Regions from separate parts of the Homo sapiens genome. Here regions 1 and 3 are each linked to region 2. The links are chromatin contacts, found by Hi-C or POLR2A ChIA-PET in ENCODE. All regions are on one chromosome and are shown on one strand. Each heading gives the region's core, a stretch centred on a gene start or an enhancer-like site at or near the end of the contact. The rest is flanking DNA. Distances are from core to core; before and after follow the strand shown. Region 1 holds the start of ICOS (inducible T cell costimulator). Region 2 holds the start of NBEAL1 (neurobeachin like 1). Region 3 has its middle 63 kb from the start of CTLA4.

Region 1 (3,689 bases), core at 503-3,002, 920 kb after region 2:
TTATTAGGTTTCTGCTTTGTATTTTTCTCTGTGCAACAGCCCTGAGCTCTAGAACTTATGACAGCTTTTCTCAAGTGAAGTTAAAGTTCCCCATACTCAGTTCCAGAGCTAGGCCTCACCTAGGTTGGAAGAAGTCAATTGTTCTCCACTGCCTGCCTGTGTGCTGGGAAAGGACTCTAGCACAGTGCCGGTGGGGCTGGAAGCCTTTCCTCATGATGCTACGGGGAGTACAGTGAAAAGGGAGGAGATTGGGGTAGCAAGGTCCCAGGGGTCCTGGCAGCCCAGGCTCTACTTCTCAGGCTAGCTCAGTCCCTCAAACAGCTTCCTTCACACCCACTGCTGAGACCCAGGAGCCCTACAGAAGGTAGCTAGGGGAAGCTTCAGCAGCTAGGGGGATCCCTGCAGGATCAGCCTCCTCCTTACCTTGCAGACCCCTTGGCTGTGGTCTGGCATTCCTAGTGGCTGGCCTAAAGCCCCAAACCTGGAATCTGTTTCAGAGCCTGGACCTTTTGGACTCACACCTTGGTTTCCCTGGCCAGCTGATTTCAGCTTCTCATCTAAATGTCATTTCTGCAGGCTAAGGGAAGTCCAGCCTGGATCTAGCATCTTGGAAGCGCGTTCAGACTTCTGGATGGAGGGATCAGCAGGCCTTGGTATTGGTGGTTCTACCTGCTTCGGTTAAGAGTGAGGACTCTGGAGCCAGACTCTCTAAATCATAGCACTGACACTTACTATATGACTTGGGCCAGGTTCGTTACCTGTCTGTGCCTCAGTTTTCCTCATCTGTAAAATGGGAGATTAGTGGTCACCATTGGGATGATTAAGAAGATTAAATGAGTTAATGTATGTATAAACTATAGTTATAATGTAAATATATATACAAACAGTAACCATTTACATGCATATAAAACATAATATAAATGTAATATTAGCTATATTCATATATAAAAATAGGTATATTTTATATATAAAATATATTACATTTAATTTTTTACATTTTGCATTAAGATATATTATTTCATATAAAACATTTAAGTACATATACATATAATTATCTATGTAATTATTATTGTTATTGTTGTTATTGTCTACTTTACCTCCCTGCAGGGATGGGGAGACCACGGCAGGCTTTTAAACATTCTTGGTCTCACTGAGCCGTAGGTGAGGAATCCCTGGTTCCTACAGACTCTGCTGTAATATGAGGAGCAGGGTTTAAGTTAGTTTAAAACTGACCCCATCATTTGAAACATTGCAATCTACAATGAATGCCACATAAATATCATTTCTCAGATTCCTATGATGCTCTTCTTTCAGATCTTTTCACTTCAATTTCTATAATAATTTTGTTTGTTTCTTGTCCTATTTCAAAGGCTTTCTTATCTCTGGAGCACCTAGCATAAGATAGAAATGTGTCAAAATATATGTTTTATTCATCATGTGAGTATTTTTAGGTCCTGTTAACCCCCATAACTATTGATTCAGAGAAGTAGGGTGGTTCTGAAAAATACAGGCATAATCTCTTTAACTTGTTTTATAGGAACCAGAATAAGGGTAATGTTTTCCTCTGTCTTCAAAATCATCAATAATCCATGCATTGTTTAACTCATGTCATAAGCAATAATGCCTTTCATATAGCCATTGGCATCAAAGAAGAAACACCCCCTTGATTTGATGGTAAGCGTGACACTACATAAACTCCCAGAAAACCCACTTCCTTTCCAGCAAATAGAAAACAACCGAGAGCCTGAATTCACTGTCAGCTTTGAACACTGAACGCGAGGACTGTTAACTGTTTCTGGCAAACATGAAGTCAGGCCTCTGGTATTTCTTTCTCTTCTGCTTGCGCATTAAAGTTTTAACAGGTAAGTGGTGTATTGAATATTTCTTATTAAGTTATAATTCAAGTAAACATTAAGAAAAAGCAAAGGTAGAAAAATTACGCACCCAAAAGACAGTGGTTTTGGTTTTTGAAAGTAGGAATAGTTTCAGGATATGGCCAAGGGCACCATGTCACTCATGTCACTGTGGATGGCATTGAGTTTGCATTGCTGCCTTTGATACTGTGTCTTGAGATGAAAAACATGTTTCATCAGACCATTAAATTTTTAAATTACCTGCTTGGAGTTACCTGTCAGTGGATAAACTAGCAGAGTGGCTTACTGTTCTTAGAGAAAGATGAAAGGCAAAATGACTTGTGTCAACAGAATGAAAATTAAATAGCTCTGGCATTTGGACTGGGAATTCTTTCTGTGGTAGAAAATAAAATGGGAAGTCTTTGAAAAGAAGGATTTTGATTTTAATCTTACCTGGATGATCTGTTATCTGAAATGTCCAGGGCACCATAGAGTTTTTATTGACACTAAGTATCAGAGTTCACCCTAAAAAGCCAAGGAGGAAAGGATAATGTAAAAATACTTCCTAGCCCCTGTAGACCTTACAAAAAAGATCATTCTGGAGTCCCTGATTCCTTCTCTTGAATGGCATATAGCAGACTCTATATGGACAATTTAAATAATGCTACATACAATGTAAGTTAATACACGTGTTTCTGCTGCTTTTTACTGTATATAATTTGTACTACTTTTGTTTTCTCTTTCACACTGAGCCCTATTCTTGAGGTTGAAAAAAGGAAAGTTAAGTAATATTAAATAACTTAAATAATCAAATAAACTAAAAGTGAAGGCAGAACTTTTAGTAGGTATGATCCTATCTAGGGATACATTTTTTCAGTGGCAAAAAAATAGACCTTACTGTTCTTACAAAAAATGAAAAAAAAATGAAATCAAATTGATCAAATGTTTCATCTTGTGCTGGCTCAAAGTGAGTTAAGTGCAGTTAAGAGGATTGAGGAATGTAGAATGAGCACAAGGACAGTTTTGGGCTACTTGCTGGTTTATGCCTTTTCTAGAATCTCATGAAGTCCTTTAGCGGCATGAATGACATGAGCAGCTTTGGAATTTATATTCATTCTTCATTCATCCATTTACTCATGTAGCATTGAGCACCTGCCTGGTAGCAGGTACTGTGCCAGATGGTGTATGTACAAGGATGAGCAAAACCAGGTCAACCCCTGTTCTTTGGAAGGTAACTGCATGGTAGAGAGAGATATATTAATCAAATAATCCCATTGATTAATGATAATTACAGGCAAAACTCAATTATATGAGGGAATGTAACAAGGAGCTTGACTAGACTGGGTGGGTGTGGAGGTGTAGCTGAGGAGCAGGGTTCATTGAAGTCTTTCCTGTGCAAGTGGCACTTGAGCGGAGATTTCAAGGACAAGGTAGCAATCAATGGGGAGAACGGTATGAAGGTAGGGAAGAACGTTCCATACCATGGAAGGAACAAGTGCAAAGAGCCTGTGGCAGGAAGGAATGAGGTAAGGTTAGGGAACTAGAAGAAAGCAGACAGATGTGCCTGAGCACAAAGAGGGAAGAGGCTGAGCTTGGTCCAAGATGACCAACTGGTCCAAGTTGGTCCAAGGTGAGGCTGGAAAGGAAAGTAGAGGCCAGACCATTCAGACCATATAGTCTATGTTCCAGATTTTGGATATTCTTCCAAGAACGTTGGTACCATTCGTGGAAGGGTTTGTTTGTATTGATAAAAATCATTCAACTAGGCCAAACCAATTTGGGCAGTTCTGGTTGTGGTATTATGCTCAGGAGAATTAAAGTAGCATCGGTGTCAAT
Region 2 (3,726 bases), core at 1,087-3,586:
GAAGCAGGAGAATTGCTTGAACCTGGGAGGTGGAGGTTGCAGTGAGCCGAGATCACACCACTGCACTCCAGCCTAGGTGACAGAGTGAGACTCTGTCTCAAAACAAAAAAAAAAAAGAAAAAGATTTTGTGCAGACATCTGGGGAAAGAGATGTCCAGGTAGAAGGGTTAGCATGTGAAAATCCCTGAGGCTGGAGTGTGCTTTGTGCCTTTGAAAAGCAGCAAAGAAGTCATGTCTCAAGTAAGGTAAGAAAGGCCAGAATAGTTAGAGAAGTCAGAGAGGAAAATGTTGGAGGAAAATGAAGTAGGTCCTTGCAGGCCTTTTAAAGTGGAATGGGAAGCCATTGGAGGCTTTTTAGCAGAGAAGTGACATCTTACTTCCATGTTAAAAGATCTCTGTGTTTGCTATGTTGAGAATAATCCACGGATTTGGGGTAGAGTCACGGGCAGAGTCAGGGAAACAAGTTGGAAGGCTATTACAATAAACTAGAAAGTATTTTGTATAACTTAAACCATTTTAAAGACAGTAGCCACGGCTAGGTGCAATGGCTGACGCCTGGAGTCCCAGCACTTCAGAAGGCCGAGGCAGGAGGCTCCCTTGAGCCAAGGAGTTCGAGACCAGCCTGGGCGACATACGAAGCCCCTGCCTCTAATTTAAAAAAAAAAAAGGGAAAAGAAATAAAGATAGTGGTTACTACTACTATACCACCATCCATTTAAGGAAGAAAGTGTGGAGAGATGGTTAGGTATATTTTGGAGATATAGCTGAAAAGATTAGATTGGAAGTGAAGTACATGAGGAAGACAGCAAGCACACTTCCTAGGTTCTTGTACTGAGCAAGTACAAGAATAGAGTTGCTAAGTACTAAAATAGGGTATCCCAAAGGAAAAGCATATTTTCCCCCCAAAATTTTGACATATAAATTTCACATGCCTAATGGACAACCAAGGAGAAATGCTGAATGTAAAATGTAATTTCAGGATAAAAAATTGAAGGTGTAATTTGCAAGCAACTACTCTCAATTCTGCCATGGTAGAGTGAAAGCAGCTATAGGCAATACTAAAGGAATGGGCATGGTTGTGTTCCACTAAAATTTTAGGACACTGAAACTTGAATTTGAATTTCGTCTAATTTTCACATCTCAAAATATTGTTCTTTTGATTTTCGTTAAGCAAGTTGCAACCAGAATGGACTGCAAAGCCTATAACATTTATTGTCTGGCTCTTTTTATTTTATTTTTATTTTTTGAGACAGTGTCTCGCTCTGTCGCCCAGGCTGGAGTACAGTGGCGCCATCGGAGCTCACTGCAACCTTCACTCCCAGGTTCAAGCGATTCTCCCACCTTAGCTTCTAAGTAGCTGGAACTACAGGCGTGCACCACCACGCCAAGCTAATTAAAATTTCTTTTGCAGAGACAGGGTCTCATTCTGTTGCCCAGGCTGATCTCCTGGGTTCAAGGGATTCGCCCGCCTAGACCTCCCAAAATTCTGGAATTACAGGCGATAGCCACTGCGCCTCGTCTCTGGCTCTTCACAGGCAATTTGTGGATCCTTGTTACAAATGAAACAAGATGGGACATTAGTTGATCATTTTTGAAGTTGGGTGACGGTATACAGGGTTTCGTTATACTAGTTTACTTTAGAATATACTTGAAATCTTTCACAATAAAAAGTTGTGGAAATGTTTAACAAAGGTGAGTTATCTTACGCGTTTTTCTTTCCTTATACAAAAACCAAATCTCTCTGAAAGTTGTCTATAGTTAGTAAAGCCTTTTGCTTCTTTTCTGAAAAAGAAAAACCCTTTCGAAGTCTTTAGTGGTGGTAAAATAAGCCCTTTGGATATGACACTCGGTGACGACGAAAGCAGGCACAAAAGGAAAAGAGGAGTTTTTGGGGGGTGTCTGTGTGTGTTTTGTCTTTTTACATTACTCTAAATTCCCAGAACCAATCCCGGTTCTACAAATAAGTGAAACAAAATCCCCTTTAACACCGTAGGGTCTCACGCCCTCAGATGACTCACGGAAATGACGCCATCAGCGAAAAGCGGGGCGGGCGTAGACGTCAGCACGTCAGCCCTCCTCCATGTCCAGCTGAGGGAAGGCTCGTTTCAGTGCCGCGGCCGGCGCCCGCCAAGGGATGGGCAGCCAGAGCCTGTCGACTGCGGCTGCGCAGGTATGCTGGGGCGGGGCTTCAGGTCACCCCGCCCATCCCCAGCCTACGCGACCATTGAACAGCTGCCGCCCAACGGCTGGGTAAATCCTCAGCGGCCGAAATGATTAGCCCAGGGGGCAGCCCCGCCCCCTGCTCCTCCCGGCCTCTCGCCCCGCCCCCATGTCCCGCCCGCTCGTCTGCCTGGCTGCGGGGTGACACGGGGCTTCGCCTTGGGAAGGGGTCGAGGGAAGCAGTTAGACGGCTGCCGGGCGGCGGCTGCCGCGCGGCACACAATGTGAGCCCGGTGATGGGGAGCGGGCCGTTGGGAAGAGGGGGCGGCATGGCAAGAAATGGGAGGGCCCCGGTGCTTGGTGGTGGAGGGGCTGCAGAGTGAGGGGCGGCTTTGAGTGGGCTAGGCTGTCAGGGAGTGTTCCGATACTGTAGTGCAGGCTGGGATCGCGGTCGGGAGACGCCGAGTCCGCATTCCTCAGTTCTAGAGCTTCTCTTGGCAGCTCGGCACACCTTAAGTTTGCCTCTGTTTGGGTTGTCTTGGGATGTGAGGAGGAAATTAAAAGATTCCCCCAAACACTTGGATGCTTCTTTGGGAAGTTCCTCGCCGGTGTGTGCGTGCCCACTTCTCTTGGATGGAAAGGTGGAGAGGCCAGGTGGGCGGGTGGACTTCCACTCTCCGAGGATTGTTAGAACAAACGAACTGGGAATTCCTCCCCCGCCCCCACGCCCTGCCCTGCAACACAGCAAACAGTCCCAACTACTCCACCCCCACCCCACCCCAGACGGAGTCTTGCTCTGTCGCCCAGACTGGAGTGCAGTGGCGTGATCTGGGCTCACTGCAGCCTCTGCCTCCCGGGTTCAAGCAATTCTCCTGCCTCAGCCTCCTGAGTAGCTGGGATTACAGGTGCCCGCCACCACGCCCGGCTAATTTTTTGTATTTCTTTAGTAGAGACAGGGGTTCACTGTGTTGGCCAGGCTGGTCTCGAACTCCTGACCTCAGGTGATTCACGCACTTGGGCCTCCCAAAGTGCTGGGATTACAGGCGTGAGCCACCGCGCCTGGCCCCAACAACTTTGAAGAGGAGACCAGAACAAGAACATTCTAAGAGCTTTGATGTATTTGAAATGTCTGAGATGTGGGCCTTTTCCTTGTATCTGTACAAAAGGTATGAGTGGGAAGGGAGTCTTGCTCCTTATTCTCACTGGACGCATTCTTGGTTATGAACATGTACCCATCTCTAGGAGTCTGTCTGCCCTAGAGGATTCTATGGTGGACATACTGTGTTAGCTGTGATGTTTTCCTGAAACACAAGTTTCTATGAAATCTAATCAGTCCATGTGAAAGTATAGCGGGTTGTTTGTGGGAAGTGAAGAAGATACATCTTTAGTTTTTGATAAGTCTAGATTTTTTAGTATGGCCTCTTTTTCTAACCTGTGGATGTTTTTCTCTTTCACAGATTTATTTAATTGCCCAACTACCACTGATGAAGATATATTGGAGTGACTGCTGAAATTGCCTTTTTGTTTTTAACCAGAGGACAGTCCATTTGTTTCACTTCTTTTTGC
Region 3 (3,436 bases), core at 479-2,978, 790 kb after region 2:
ATTGAGACACACAGAGGGGAAATGACTTGCTTGAGGCCACATGATAGAAGCAGAGGTATAGAGTGGGAATTTGCATTCAGGTCTCGTCACCTGCAGTCTCATGCTCTGTCCATTCCACCACAGCTCTTCTCACATAGTTGGATTAGAACAGCCCTGTGGTCACCACTCAGGAGTGCTCAGGAGAGTGGTGGACTTGTGTCAGGGAGCATTCAAACCACTATACACTTGCCAATGGCTCAGGCAACCCGAATTTCTGCTGCTTTTGCATATAAAAAGCATCTTGTGCAGAGCATCAGAATGTGAGTGATGCCACGTGGGAGCCGAGGAAGGCCAGTGAATGTGAGAATGTGCGTGTTTGAAAGTACTTGGAGATTTCAGAGAGTGGCAACCCAAGGACCCACAAATGACTCATTTCTTTTTAAACCAGAGCTACATAGTGTTAAGCATTCAAACATTTTCAGACATGTGGATCACTGACTTTAGTGTTCAGTTTCCTGCTGGCACCTAATACCATGAAATTACATTGCAGAGAATTCTAATTCATAGTCAGAACAGTTATAAATATATTTGGCTACAAAAAACAGAGACAATGAAAGGAATGAGACAGAGTGCTATGAACACTCTTCAAAGATAAAAGATTAGTCTTGAAACTATATCATAATTTTATAGAATGGGGAGTCTAGGCTGAGAAAACCTTATATGGTGGCATAAGAAAACATGGTGCATTGCGGGGACTGGGAGATACAGAGTTTAGTGTGGCTGGGTAAGGAGTGTGTTTGGTGTGGCTGTGTGTGTGTGTGTGTGTGTGTCTGTGTGTCTGTGTGTGTGTATGGGAGGCAGGGGAAGGGGAGATTAGGGATAGGGAGGAGCATGAACCCTGAGAGACAAGGTCAGGGTGGGAGGAAGATCCAGATCACTAAAGGCCTCAAATGCTATTTTATGGAGCTTGGACCTCATCTAATTGACATTGGGGAACCGCTAGAGGATTTCAAGCCATGCAGGTGGAATTGCAGTTTAGAAGGATCACTCAGTTTGGAGTATGGAGAAAAGCTAGAAAAGGGATGCAGGAACAGAGGCCACTAAAAAATGATAAGGGCCTGAACCAAGGTCTTGGTTAGAAGTTCTTCCCAAGCTTGAGGACAACCAGTTTCAGTTGCCACCACTGGGCAGGTCCCCAGAAGACACAATACTTGGGACCATTGTCCCCACTGCCTCTTTACTTCTTAGGAGACATCTGTGATCAGATTTGAGAATCAAATTTCAGAGAGGCAAGCTTGGACGATGGGTGTAAGTGTTGTAAGAAAAATTGGTAAGGAGACGAGAAGAAAAGATGAGAAAAAGGAGCAGGGAGAGGAAAAGAGACAAGAGAAAAGATATATGAATATCTAGAACTTAGAAGAATCATTAAGAGGTCATTCTTAGTTTGCAAAATGTTTCGTAACGATTGCTTTAAGAAAAACACCCAGAATTTTTAAGCTCTATATCTTCTCTAGTGATTAATTTCTAAATTCATTTTGAAGAGGTCATTATTAAATTAATTATCTCATAGCGATCTCATGTATAAATATCATGCCAAAGAGGTAAAAATTTATCGAGGCTCACACAGGAAGCTGATCAACATTCTGTGGTTTGACAATCTGCATTCTGAGCAGGAGCCAGGGTTTAACTTTACCACATCTCAGAGGAATTCAGATTTTCTGAGAAAGGGCTGAAAAATTTGCACTCCCTGGGGTGGCAGAGGAGGCTAGGGCTAGAAGCCAGGTTACCAAATCCCTGTGTGGAACACGTGGGCAGATGTGAAAAGTGGGAGGAATGTTCAGACCACATCGTCTCCTAGTGAAAGTACCAATGCAAGCTTGCAACCATAGCAACACAATAGCCCTATTAAAACACACACACAAAATCTGTCAATGAATTAAAAAACTCCACTTTTTGCTAGTAAGTAAAGCTTGGCGTTTATTTTTGTTTGCTCTTTATCCATTTGATTAGAAACCCGCTGTTAAAAGACTCCAATTCCTTGATAACCCTTTCTAGTACAGAGGCAAACATTTTAGGAATATAATTTGTACTTGAAGAGGATAATTCTCTTGTGACTCTAGAAGGGAGAAACATGAAGAAAATACGAACTAATAAGAAAGACCAGGTGTGGCAACTCATCCCTGTAATCTCAGCACATTGGGAAGCTGAGGCAGGAGGATCACTTGAACCCAGGAGTTTGAAACCAGACTGGGCAACATAGTGATACCCCATCTCAAAAAAGAAAAAAAAAGAAAGAAGGAGATGGCCTTAAGGTTTCTTGTCTTGGCACCAAAATGAAATCAGTGATGAGTGGGTGGAGGACTGGAGTTACTATGGGCAGTGCGTGGGGGAGATAAGAAGAAATTGCCCTAAAGATATGTCAGGTCTCTTTCTAAAGAGTAGGACTTGGACCAAGGAGAAGGAAGTGAGTCATGCAAGCACAGGGTCAGATCCTGTCTTCATTAAAAATGTGATATTTTGATAATGATTTTCTTGCATTCATTTTAATTCTTTAAAATATTACACGAAAATGTTATTTGATTAATTTTTTAGTGCTCCTTAAAATTTGTACCTGATACATCAACTCATGCTAGTTCCTGCCCTGCTAAAGGGAAACATTAATAAATGAGAAAAAATATTTATAGTTCATATTAAATATTGTTTGCATTCCGAACTCTACTTGGAAAGCAAAGCCATGTTCTCTAGGTCCACAGGTCCCAAGCTCTACCTCCCGTGGTTTCCCAAGGCCAGGGTGTGTGGAATTGAACATTTCACAATCTGGGGGAGACAACACAACTTTATGGTTTTTTCCTCTGGTTGCTTTGAAGATTTTCTCTTTATTTTAAGCAATTTGATAACATTATGCCTTCATGAAATTTTCTTCTTGTTTCCTAAGCTTGGTGTTGGTTGAGCTTCAAATCTGTGAGTTTATATCTTTAGACAAATTTACATCTAAAAAAATTAATTTAAAAATTTTTTCTGTCTTCACATTTTCCAACAGGAAAATAATATATAATTGGACTGCAATACTCCAATTATATGTGTATTGGACTGCTTAAAGGTGTCTGATGTTCTCTTCATTTTTCAGTGTGTTTTCTCCAGGAGTTTTATTATGCATGGTTCCTATGGCTATGCCGTCAAGTTCACTAATATTATTTTATTTGGTGTTGAATCCACTGTTTATCCTACCCAGTGTATTTTTTTCAGGTGTTGTAGTTTTCATTTCCAGAAGTTCTATTTGGGTCATTTAAATAGATCTCATGTCTCTTTTTAATGTGCTTAATCTTTCCTCCACCTTCTTGAACATATGGAATATAGTTACAATAACTACAATGACATGATCTCAGCTCACTGCACCCTTGACCTCCTGGGCTCAAGAGATCCTCCCACCTTAGCATCCTGAGTAGCTGGGACTATA

Evidence for each region. A loop is a pair of places that touch in the nucleus more often than their neighbours do. ChIA-PET counts read pairs that join two places held with the same protein, here RNA polymerase II (POLR2A). Pooled maps may share reads with other maps.
Region 1: a map of CD4-positive, alpha-beta T cell shows a loop between it and region 2 (3-fold over the local background). The contact joins the promoter of ICOS here to the promoter of NBEAL1 in region 2. A Hi-C loop is called at or near these places in 1 of 168 maps with a recorded cell type or tissue (CD4-positive, alpha-beta T cell) and 5 of 50 pooled maps. POLR2A ChIA-PET finds 5 or more read pairs at or near these places in 1 of 52 experiments (activated T-cell).
Region 3: a loop to region 2 is called in a pooled map, with 3 times the contacts of the local background. The contact joins the enhancer-like site here to the promoter of NBEAL1 in region 2. A Hi-C loop is called at or near these places in 13 of 50 pooled maps. POLR2A ChIA-PET finds 5 or more read pairs at or near these places in 3 of 52 experiments (T-cell, activated CD8-positive, alpha-beta T cell and activated T-cell).

Annotation. Positions count from the first base shown.
Region 1 is chr2:203,935,011-203,938,699 of GRCh38, forward strand. It overlaps ICOS (inducible T cell costimulator), which reads left to right and starts at 1,753. Exons shown (of 5, transcript NM_012092.4): 1 at 1,753-1,862. The coding sequence starts at 1,805. LOC101927840 (a long non-coding RNA gene) reads right to left here. Exons shown (of 4, transcript XR_427213.4): 2 at 2,307-2,378; 3 at 1,098-1,191.
Region 2 is chr2:203,012,539-203,016,264 of GRCh38, forward strand. It overlaps NBEAL1 (neurobeachin like 1), which reads left to right and starts at 2,337. Exons shown (of 56, transcript NM_001378026.1): 1 at 2,337-2,444; 2 at 3,618-3,726. RefSeq lists an enhancer at 2,017-2,570 and a silencer at 2,209-2,438.
Region 3 is chr2:203,802,568-203,806,003 of GRCh38, forward strand. No RefSeq gene overlaps it. Among named protein-coding and RNA genes, the nearest start is that of CTLA4, 63 kb to the right of the region's middle. Within about 2 kb of position 1,729, at least 6 of the 41 ENCODE cell types and tissues checked have a DNase peak (open chromatin) inside an H3K27ac peak, as active enhancers do.